2 separate regions of the Homo sapiens genome follow, and region 2 is linked to region 1. A link is a loop called in an ENCODE intact Hi-C map of the cell type or tissue named here. Cell type or tissue: CD4-positive, alpha-beta T cell. All regions are shown on one strand. Region 1 overlaps FOCAD (focadhesin). Region 2 has its middle 31 kb from the start of IFNW1.

The links. A loop is a pair of places that touch in the nucleus more often than their neighbours do. Peaks named below come from ENCODE experiments on the same cell type or tissue, not always from the same donor. Only the 100,000 strongest peaks of a DNase experiment are listed, where the experiment ranks them.
Region 2: it touches region 1 in a loop (6-fold over the local background); 46 of 110 quality-filtered maps call a loop at or near these places.

Annotation. Positions count from the first base shown.
Region 1 is chr9:20,938,479-20,943,478 of GRCh38, reverse strand. All of the region lies in intron 28 of FOCAD (focadhesin), which reads right to left. Among named protein-coding and RNA genes, the nearest start is that of HACD4, 91 kb to the left of the region's middle. RefSeq lists a silencer at 2,110-2,159. In CD4-positive, alpha-beta T cell, CTCF peaks have their summits at 2,013 and 2,214 (motif pointing right); a DNase peak (open chromatin) is centred at 2,218.
Region 2 is chr9:21,108,554-21,113,553 of GRCh38, reverse strand. No RefSeq gene overlaps it. Among named protein-coding and RNA genes, the nearest start is that of IFNW1, 31 kb to the left of the region's middle. In CD4-positive, alpha-beta T cell, CTCF peaks have their summits at 2,221 and 2,434 (motif pointing right); a DNase peak (open chromatin) is centred at 2,423.

The DNA.
Region 1 (5,000 bases):
CGGCCAATACAAGGGGATTTTTTTTATTCCTAGCCTTCTGCCCCATCTGCCAAACCCAAAGCCCCTCTCAGTGCCCTTCATGGTGCCATGATGGAATACGTATGAGAAGGCACCGTATCTCAAGTGTGTTTTTCTAGTTTCTGTTGCATAACGATCAGCCATTCAAAAATCCTTCGTAAAGAAGCTACTACAGTAATAATCCATCATTAGTCAGGCAGAACTGCTGTTACAGCTTCGTAAACTTAACAAGCTCAATGCATTTTCAACCAGTTAAATCAACATCTAAGATCTCAATAGAACATGCTTTTGAGACTAATCACATTTACGGAAGAGGAAAGGCTACTCTTGATTAATATGAATGTAAAGCCTTTGCTATTATTTAGAATCTACAGGGAAGTTTTTTGGCTATCTTTGTATATTGATGCATATAACAATTTGACAGAATTAGACCAAAGATATAATTAGACAAAATTTGATTAATACTTAGACACATTTGACTGTTGTTCTCTCTTTGACTATTTAACTGCTACTTATGCTTAAGATTTCAAATGTTACTTCCTCAGAGACATCATCTCTCGCCCAGCAGAGAGCCTCTTTAATACTCTCCCACAGCACCCTGTGCTAATTTACTTCATACAATTTTAATTATAAACTCTGATGAAAATTATTTGGGGTATTGGTTGATTATTATCTCTTCCCTGGCCTGAAAGCTCCATAAGGGTGGGTATACCTTTTCTGTTTTTTTCCCTACCACAGTATCTGCTGCACCTAGTATACTGCTTGGCGTATACAGGCACTCAACCAGTATTTATTGAAAGCTGAAGAACTAACCAAATGAAGAATTTTAAGAGTCTAGAGTAGAGAGAAGATCTACAGAGGAAGAAGAAAAAAGCAAGGCTTGATTCTTATGTTTAGTAGTAGGCAAATTTTATAAGTAGTAAAATTCACTGAACGTATCATGCAAGATTCAACCAAGAAAATTCAGTTTCTGTTTCTTGCCAGACTAATTTCAGAAAGAGGAATATTGGGCTCATCTGGAAAACAAATTCCTCTCAAAGCTCATTCCAATAGGGTTTAACTTTCTGAATAAACAAGGAAGTATGTAAGTCTTGCTTTTCAGGCTATCCTGGGCACATAAATATCTCTATCCCCTAGATTGAAGCCCCTCTTTCATCATCTCAGGAGATAGATGTATTAAGGCTTTGAAAAACACATCTGTTTCTAGTTCACATTTACCTAAAATTTATCATAGCAATTATTACTATAACCTGAGCAACGTTATAATTCACTAGCGATTCTATTCATTGCTACAGCGGCAGTTAAGTGACTGGTGTAACATATGAATATATAACAGTGTATGTATATACATGCTATGGCATATACATCTATTGCCCCTCTGAATAGGTCCCCTCTCATTCATCTCAATTTTCCAGTATGCACCAATAATGTAGTCCTAAAACTTTATTCCTGATTTCCCTCTGATTTCTAAATCTTCTATATTTTAATGTGTTTATTCTTGTTCTAAGTCTTAAAATGTTCCCCCAGGTGCTTAGTTCAGCAATTCCACATATTTACCTCATTCTAGCTTCTCTTTGATATGTCTGCCAGCTTTGAACCAAGAATAGCTTGGGCAGAGGTAGCTTTTATAACTTTCTGTCCACTGAAAGCAAAAAGGAGTTAAGTGTTGGTGTCTCCAACAGAGGAAATAAAAACAAATTATAATATTGGGTATGAAACTGAACTTTGGAGTTGCTAACATAAATGTTCTATAAGAGTGCTAACAAATGATAAAGATAATTTGAGTTTTTAAATTCCATACACTATTATGTCATTACTTATTTGAATCTATTATCAGAGTATATTAAAATATCACCAGCAAAAGAAATCCTGAAACTTAAAAGCTAAGCAATTCTGATATTTGTGTTGCTGCATCAACTCAGATATATATTTTTTAAAATTAATCAGAGATGAATCTTCAATTCCCTAGTTTACTGTAGGCAATCCTGCAGATTAAGTACTAGGCCATCTAATAATTAGTTCTAATAACAGTTAACATTTATATAGCGCTTTGCCCTTTACAAAGCGCTATACAAATGTTATCGCATTTCTAAAAGCTCAGTAGTAATTAACCAAAGCTTGGGTCATTGATGACTGCATGACTACAGTTACGGCTGTGAGGATCACAATGGCACAATGAGCTACCACTAGATGGCAGTAAAATCTTAGTGATAGGCTCACGAACACCAGCCTGGCCAGGTGTGCGGGTTCTTTCAGCAGGGAGATGTCCATTAAATCGGGAAGCATGGTGAATTTGCTCTGGGTGAATTCTATCATTTGAGGGAGTACACTCCCGCATCTACTAACTACCTTCTAGTAAGACTTCCACTGTTTCACTTGAGGGAGGCTTGCCCTAGACTCCTGAAATCTCATTAGATAAGGGAATACTTTAAATCATGAGTCAGGCTTTCAGGTCTGGGTCTAGTTAAAAAGCAGAAGGAAGAATTAAAATATTAAAAAAAAAAGTGTGGGTGACACTTGCATGTCAGAAAAAAAATAAATACACAGTATACTGTCCAGCATCAAACTGCTTTCCTTCTATTGAAATGTGTTATCCATACTGTGTTATGTAAGAAAGAAAAATGGCTTTGAAGTCAGATGTCCCAGGTTTCTCTCTTGGCTCTGCCACTTATTAAGCATATGACCCTGAAACAAGCCTCCTATCTGAGACTCACATTCTTTATCTGTAAACCAAAGTGATGATGATTCCTACTTCAGTATCATGTTTAGGTTGTGACATGGATGTAACTCCATGAGAAACAGATGTGAAAATGCCTAGCTCAGTATGCAGCTGCTCAGTAAGTATCAGTTGAACCTGAAGCCAAAAAGAGAACTATGCTGGGTGCAGTGGCTCACATCTGTAATCCCATTACTTTGGGAGGCCAGGGTTGGGAGGATTACTCGAGGCCAGGAGTTCAACACCGGCCTAGGCAACACAGTAAGACCCTGTCTCTACAAAAAATAAAAAAATTAGTCAAGCATGGTTGCATATGCCTGTAGTACCAGCTACTTGAGGCTGAGGCAGGAGGATTGCTTGAGCCCAGGAGGTCGAACTTGCAGTAAGCCATGATTGTGGTATCACTGCACTCCAGCCTGAGCAACAGAGTGATATCCTATCTCAAAAAAAAAAAAAAAAAAGGGAGAACTGCACAAGGACTGACACCTAGAGAGCATTAGTAATGATGAAGCACTAAACTTCATTAACCGTAGAACTAAAAGTTTGGAGAGGATGGAAGAAGGACTTCTTGAAGGGCCTGAGCTTTTAATTGGGCTCTAACAGACAGGCAAGTGTCCACTAACTGGACAGGAAGTCCAGGCCTACCCGTCTCTCTCTCAATATAGTTGTTCATTAAAAAGGATAGAAAACCAAACGCAGCATGTTCTCAGTCATAGGTGGGAATTGAACAATGAGAACACTTGGACGCATGTTCTCACTCATAGGTGGGAACTGAACAATGAGAACACTTGGACACAGGGTGGGGAACATCACACACTGGGGCCTGTCGTGGGGTGGAGGGAGGGGGGAGGGATAGCATTAGGAGATACGCCTAATGTAAATGACGAGTTAATGGGTGCAGCACACCAACATGGCACATGTATACATATGCAACAAACCTGCGCGTTGTGCACATGTACCCTAGAACTTAAAGTATAATTTAAAAAAAAGAAAGAAAAAAAATAAAATAAATTTAAAAAATAAAAAATAAAAACAAAAAAAAATAAAATAAAAGAAGGTAAGAATCAACAAAGAAGGTAAGAATGAAGAAATAAGAAACTTATTAGTAACAAAAATAAATTTTAAAGTTAAATATGCTTGGACATACGAAATTTTTAAACACCTCAGTATCTGTATGGTGGGTAATTCATCCCCATGGTACTCCCCGCATTTAAACAACCTTCCTGAAAACTGATGGAGACAATGCCTGAAAGTCACTCCTGACTGTGCCACTGGCTAAAGTTGGCGGCATCTTAATCTCACATTTTTTCCCAACTTTATAACATCTTGAGCTAAGCTACAATGAACATCTTTGGGTGGTAAGAGGAGGCAGGAGGGATGGAAAGAGACATGAAAATATCTTATTCCTAGGTTGTAAAAGGCAATATAAATGCATGGATTAGGTTCAAAATCTCAACTCTTCATTGGATTCAAATAACAGCTAAATTTCCCTATTTTTCTCATTAATCATTTTCTATTTTCAAGATACTTCAACCATGCCATCAAACTCTTTCTTTACTCATATTCAAACCACACTCTTTTTTTTTTTTTTTTTGAGAAGAGAGTCTCGCTCTGTCGCCCAGGCTGGAGTGCAGTGGCACGATCTCGGCTCACTGCAAGCTCCGCCTCCCGGGTTCACACCATACTACTGCCTCAGCCTCCTGAGTAGCTGGGACTACAGGCGCCTGCAACCACGCCCTGCTAATTTTTTTTCTGTATTTTTTTTTCAATTTTTAATTTAATTTTTATTAAGGTAAAATATACATATAAAAGTACCATCTTTATCATTTTTAAGGGTACAGTTCAGTGGTAATAATACATTTATATTCTTTTTAAAAAGTAAATCAGCAAAATGACTGAGAAAAATATTTGTAATAAATATGGTAGACTAAAGTTCATGTACATAATATATAATGAATTCTTAAAAATTGGTAAGATAATCTTTTTTTAATATATCTACAATCTTTCTTTTCTTTTCTTTATTATAAGTTTTAGGGTACATGTGCACAATGTGCAGGTTAGCTACATATGTATACAGGTGCCATATTGGTGTGCTGTACCCATTAACTTGTCATTTAACATTAGGTATATCCCCTAATGCTATCCCTCCCCACTCCCCCCACCCCACAACAGGCCCCCGTGTGTGATGTTCCGCTTCCTGTGTCCATGTGTTCTCATTGTTCAATTCCCACCTATGAGTGAGAACATGTGGTGTTTGGTTTTTGTC
Region 2 (5,000 bases), 170 kb before region 1:
GCTCGTTAGCATTTCTTGTAGGACAGATCTACTAATGATGGACTCAGTCAGCTTTTGTTTATCTGGAAATGTTTTTATCTCTCTTATATTTTTGAAGAATAGTTTTGCTAGACATAGAATTCTTCGGTTATTTTTCCTTTCAGAATTTTATATATGCCATCCCACTACCCTCTGGCCTCTGTGTTTTCTAATAGGAAACCTGCTGTTAATGTTATTGAGGATCCTTTGTATGTGAGAGTCACTTCTCTCCTCCGGCTTTCAAGATTTTCTCTATGTTTTTGGCTTTCAATCATTTGATTATCCTGTGTGTGATCTATTTGTCTTTATTCTACTTGAAGTGTGTTGAGGTTTTTTGATGTGTAGACTCATATCTTTCACCAAACTTGCTAAATTTGGGGCCACACTTCTTCAAATATTTTTGCTGCCCCTTTTCTCTCTCTTTTCCTCCTGTAGTTCTCATTATATATATATGTTAGTATGCTTGATGGTGTTCCACAAGTCCTCTAAACTCTATATATTTTCCTTCATTCATTTTTTTGCTCTGTGGTCCTCAGCTGCATAATTTCAATTGATCTGTCTTCAAGCTCATTGAGTCTTCTGTCTACTCAAATCTTCTGTTAGACCCTTCAAGTGAAGTTTTCTTTTTCAATTTTTGTACGTTTTAGCTAGCAAATTTCTATTCAGTTCCTCTGTATAATTTCTTTCTCTTTATTGGTATTCTTTGATCTGATGTTGTTCTCCTGTATTCCTCTAATTAATTAGAAATGGCTTCCTTTAGGTGTTTGAACTTATTTAATACAGCTGGTTTAAGTTTTTGTCTAATAAATTTAATATCTGGGCTTTTGGGGGAAGTTTCTATTCATGACTTTTCCACCTGTGTATAAGACATAGTTTCTTTGCATTCTTATATTTTTTTGTTGAAAAGTGGACATTTTAATAATAAACTGCAGCAACTGTATAAATTAGTTCCCCATCCCCCAAGAGGTTGTTGTTGCTGCTTGTTGTGGGTTGTTATTTGTTTACTTGCTGTCTTTTCTGCACTAATTCTGTAAAGTCTGTATTCGTTAGCACATGTGCCCACTGAAGTCTCTAATCAGTTAGCTTAGTGGCCAGCTAATGACTGAACAGAGATTTCCTTAAGTATCTGGAACAAATAAATCTCTCAGTTTTAGCCAAGAAGCTCTGTGTGCATGTTGAAGTGCATGTTTAATACTTAGCCAGGCAGTTTTCAACCCTGCCTTGGCCTTCAGTTTCTGCTTATGATAAAAGTCAGCCAGAAGTGAAAGACTGGGTCTTTCCTGAACATGTGCACAAACTTACACATGTACAATGCCCTTCTAGATTCCCAAAAGTATGCTAGAATTTGTCAAAGCCCTTATAGACATCTCATCTCTGTTTTTCCTTTTAAGATTTTCAGTTGGTCATTATTTACTACAACCGTAATTAATCACCTCAGGTAGCAACTATATCAAAACACTGGCCTGTAAATGTCTTTAGTCAACACTCCTCAGGGAGAGTCTTTTAGCTTTGAGTGAGCTCCCAGACAGCTTAAATAAAGATAAGTCTTTCTACTAGGGTATTTCGAAGTCAAATAATGACAATCTTTAGGAATGAAGCTATGAAGGCACTCCAGATTTTTTCTATTCCCAGTGGTACCAGGAAGGAAGCCCATTGCTTTTTAAGGCTACCACTGAACTTGATAATGGGTGATGGGATTAATTCAAGTTAATATGCCACAAATCTGGCTATACTTACACTTACAGCTGTTTTCCTCAAATAAATGCTCCTGGGTTGTTGCATGCCTTGGGATAACTCATAATATTGTAAAAAGATTTATTCTGACAAATTTTGCTCATTTTTTCTTTACTTTTATGAAGGGGCAAATTTTTTAGAGATTTTTACTCTGCCATTGTTTCTCATGGCACCACTTTCTACCCATTTTTAAAAGCATCTGAGAAAACGAACCCCTAGAAACAAAATTGGGCCCTCCTGGAACATTAATTTGAACATAATGTCAGGGTTTAACAACCCTGAGGTTCAATTTTTTGTTTCATTGAAAACACAACACAAACAAAAATATAGCCTTGTTGTTCTGATTAGTGTCCTGTGTGAATGTATGTTCCCTTTTCTTTTTTAAATTACTTAACAAAAATGGGAAATAACAAGATTATCTTGGGAGTAAAAAAGAATACAGTGATCGAAAAACAAATTTCACATTTCTGGGATCACTATTATGAATTAGAGGTTTTGTGTGGGCTTCATTTATGCATTTGTTTCTTTGTTTTTACTTAGGCAGCACATCAAACTGTCCTTTCTTTACATTCTAATTTCCTGAATTATTCCCAGCTAATGACCATGGTAAAGTTATCAGTATGTCGTCTCTAAGCCAGTATTTGACGTATAGCCAGTAGATGGCAGTATAACATCAAGCGTACATACCTGGTTAAGAGTGACAGCACTAGTCAAAGCAACACTCCAAAGCTGAGGGTCTAGAGCACAGAAAAAGAGTTCCCTAAAATCTTTATTCTTCCATTGTTTTAGTTTGATCCTGTCCAACATTGGATCAGGATCACCAAAGAAAGGCCATTAAAAACCTACAGAAATAGATGGAAAGCATGGTGTAATGAGGGAACCCCTGGTGCTTATGTGCTACACTCAGACCCAAGAGAATTCATCTGCCTTCTTGGTAAAAGGTTGGGGTAGAGACATAGTAAAGGAAGAGTCTACATGGTGCTCAGGTAAAAGTTTCAGTTGTTTATTTCATTATAAATGTACCTTGCTACAGTTTCAAATATGTCTTGAAAAACACTTCAGAAGCTATAACAATCAATGATGGCAACAGTATTACCACTATTTTAAAAAGTTTTCAATTCCAGGATGAGAACTGTCTTCAGAGCCAGTTTGCAGGCTAGACAAGAATATCAAACTCATCACTTTATATTGATAGCATGTTTCTTCTTAAAATGAAAATTGTTTAAGTTGATCACTGTTCTATTGATTACATGACTCCTGAAACATGCAGGAATATATTTGGAATATGTGACGCTAATCTAGCTTATTGCATCCAAATGCATTCCTTCTAAGAGCATTTAAATTAATATGCTTTTATTTCCTAAAATCAGGAATGAATTTCTCTTCATCAACTTCGTGGAACTTCCCATATATTTATTTATGAACATAAATTCACATGCATACGGATCTACTTATCTCCTATCTCTTATACATACTATGTTGACCAAAAGCAACAGTATCAGTAAGAGCTGGCAGTAAATAATAAAATCAGTTAAAAGTTCTGAAATACTTTTAAAATGTTATTTTAAAGTACTATGCAATTTTTAGTTCAAAAATAAGAGAAAATTTAAATTTCTTTTAAAAATATATTGTCTGAAATTAATAATAATTAAATAATTGAAGGAAGTATAAATGTTAAAAACATATAAAAGTAATGCAAGAAGTAAAGCATAAAGCAATAAAGTGAAGAACCAAACACATAATAGTTAAGATAATAAATATAAGCTGCTTAGAGTTCCCTATTAAAAGAAAAAAGTCTTGATTGGCTTAAAACCAAACCCCGTTATTACTCTACATATGAGAAAAGCCTAAAATTAAAAATACTAAAACAGTAAAAGAAGAAGATGGGCAAGAAAGAGAAAAGCAATACAACAAAGGAAAAATAGAGGTGGCAATATTAATATCAATGAGATATTGATTAATATAAATATTGATACTTGTGGGAATTCAATGAACATTTGAGAAAGAGTATCAATATACATAGGAAACAAATAGGATTTATAACCAAATTATAAAAGACATAGAACTGAAATTTAATATACAATATACAGAAAAAAGTTAGCAAATATAGAGAAACAAACAAAAATGTCATTTTAATATTGACATTTTTAGCATTGTGATTTAAAATATAGCATAGAAAAATAACAAGAATAATTTCAAATATAATTGAAAAAGATACATTATTGGCTAAGATTCTGGGGCACTAAGTTACAACTTAGAATAAAAAATATATTTTTCATATATTTATAAATCATTCACAAAAATTACCCTGTATTAGATTACAGAAAACTATCAAATTCCTCCAGAGAAAAAACACTCTAAGTTGTATAATTAGATCACAATGCCTGGAATTATTCTTTTTAAAATGATTTTTAAAGCGAACATTTAGATATTTAAAATCATACTGACACATTCAGTTAAGTCAGGAAGAAAAAGTAAAATAAGTAGTTTAGTTAGTAATGGAATTAAAGCACTATTCTTAAAATATATTGAAGCAAAGCTACATACAGAGGTAAACATTCATCAAACATAGGAATTAAAAAGAGGTTAGCCTCACTCCTTAAAGTCAATGAAAAGATGTTCAAAATCCACTAATATAAATAATAAAAGCTAATGTTTATTGAATGTTCACACTGCAACAAGGACTGTGCTAAGCACTTTACAGGAAGCACTTTAAATCCTCACCAATCCTATCAAGCTCTTAAACAATGTCTTATTCTCCACAGCCTGCCAGTAAGTAATAATGACTCTCATTTATTGAGCACCTACTCTGTACAAGAATATCTATTATATAGCAGAACTATGATTCAAAGCTAACTTATCTTCCCCAGTTCCATATATTTTCCACTGTGACAACATTTAAAATCACATTAATAAATTAATTAATCATTATTAAGAAGTGTATCTTAGAAATGGAAGGAAGACTTGATGCTATAATGCATCATGTAACATTTCAGAGTTGGATAAGTGGTAGTTCCATAAGGATTAGTTGTAATGTGGAATTTAAACCAAAAAAAAATGAGTTTTCAAATTATGTTACATAGAAGTTTATGAATAAGCCATACACTGAATGGATCTCTTTTGCCCATGCTAAATTTTATAATATATGAATTCGTTATTTAGGAAATATTGGTTCACTGAGTTTTGCGGATGTTACAAATGTGTATTTAAATTTCAATCTATATTATCGAACGATTCAATGGCCTATA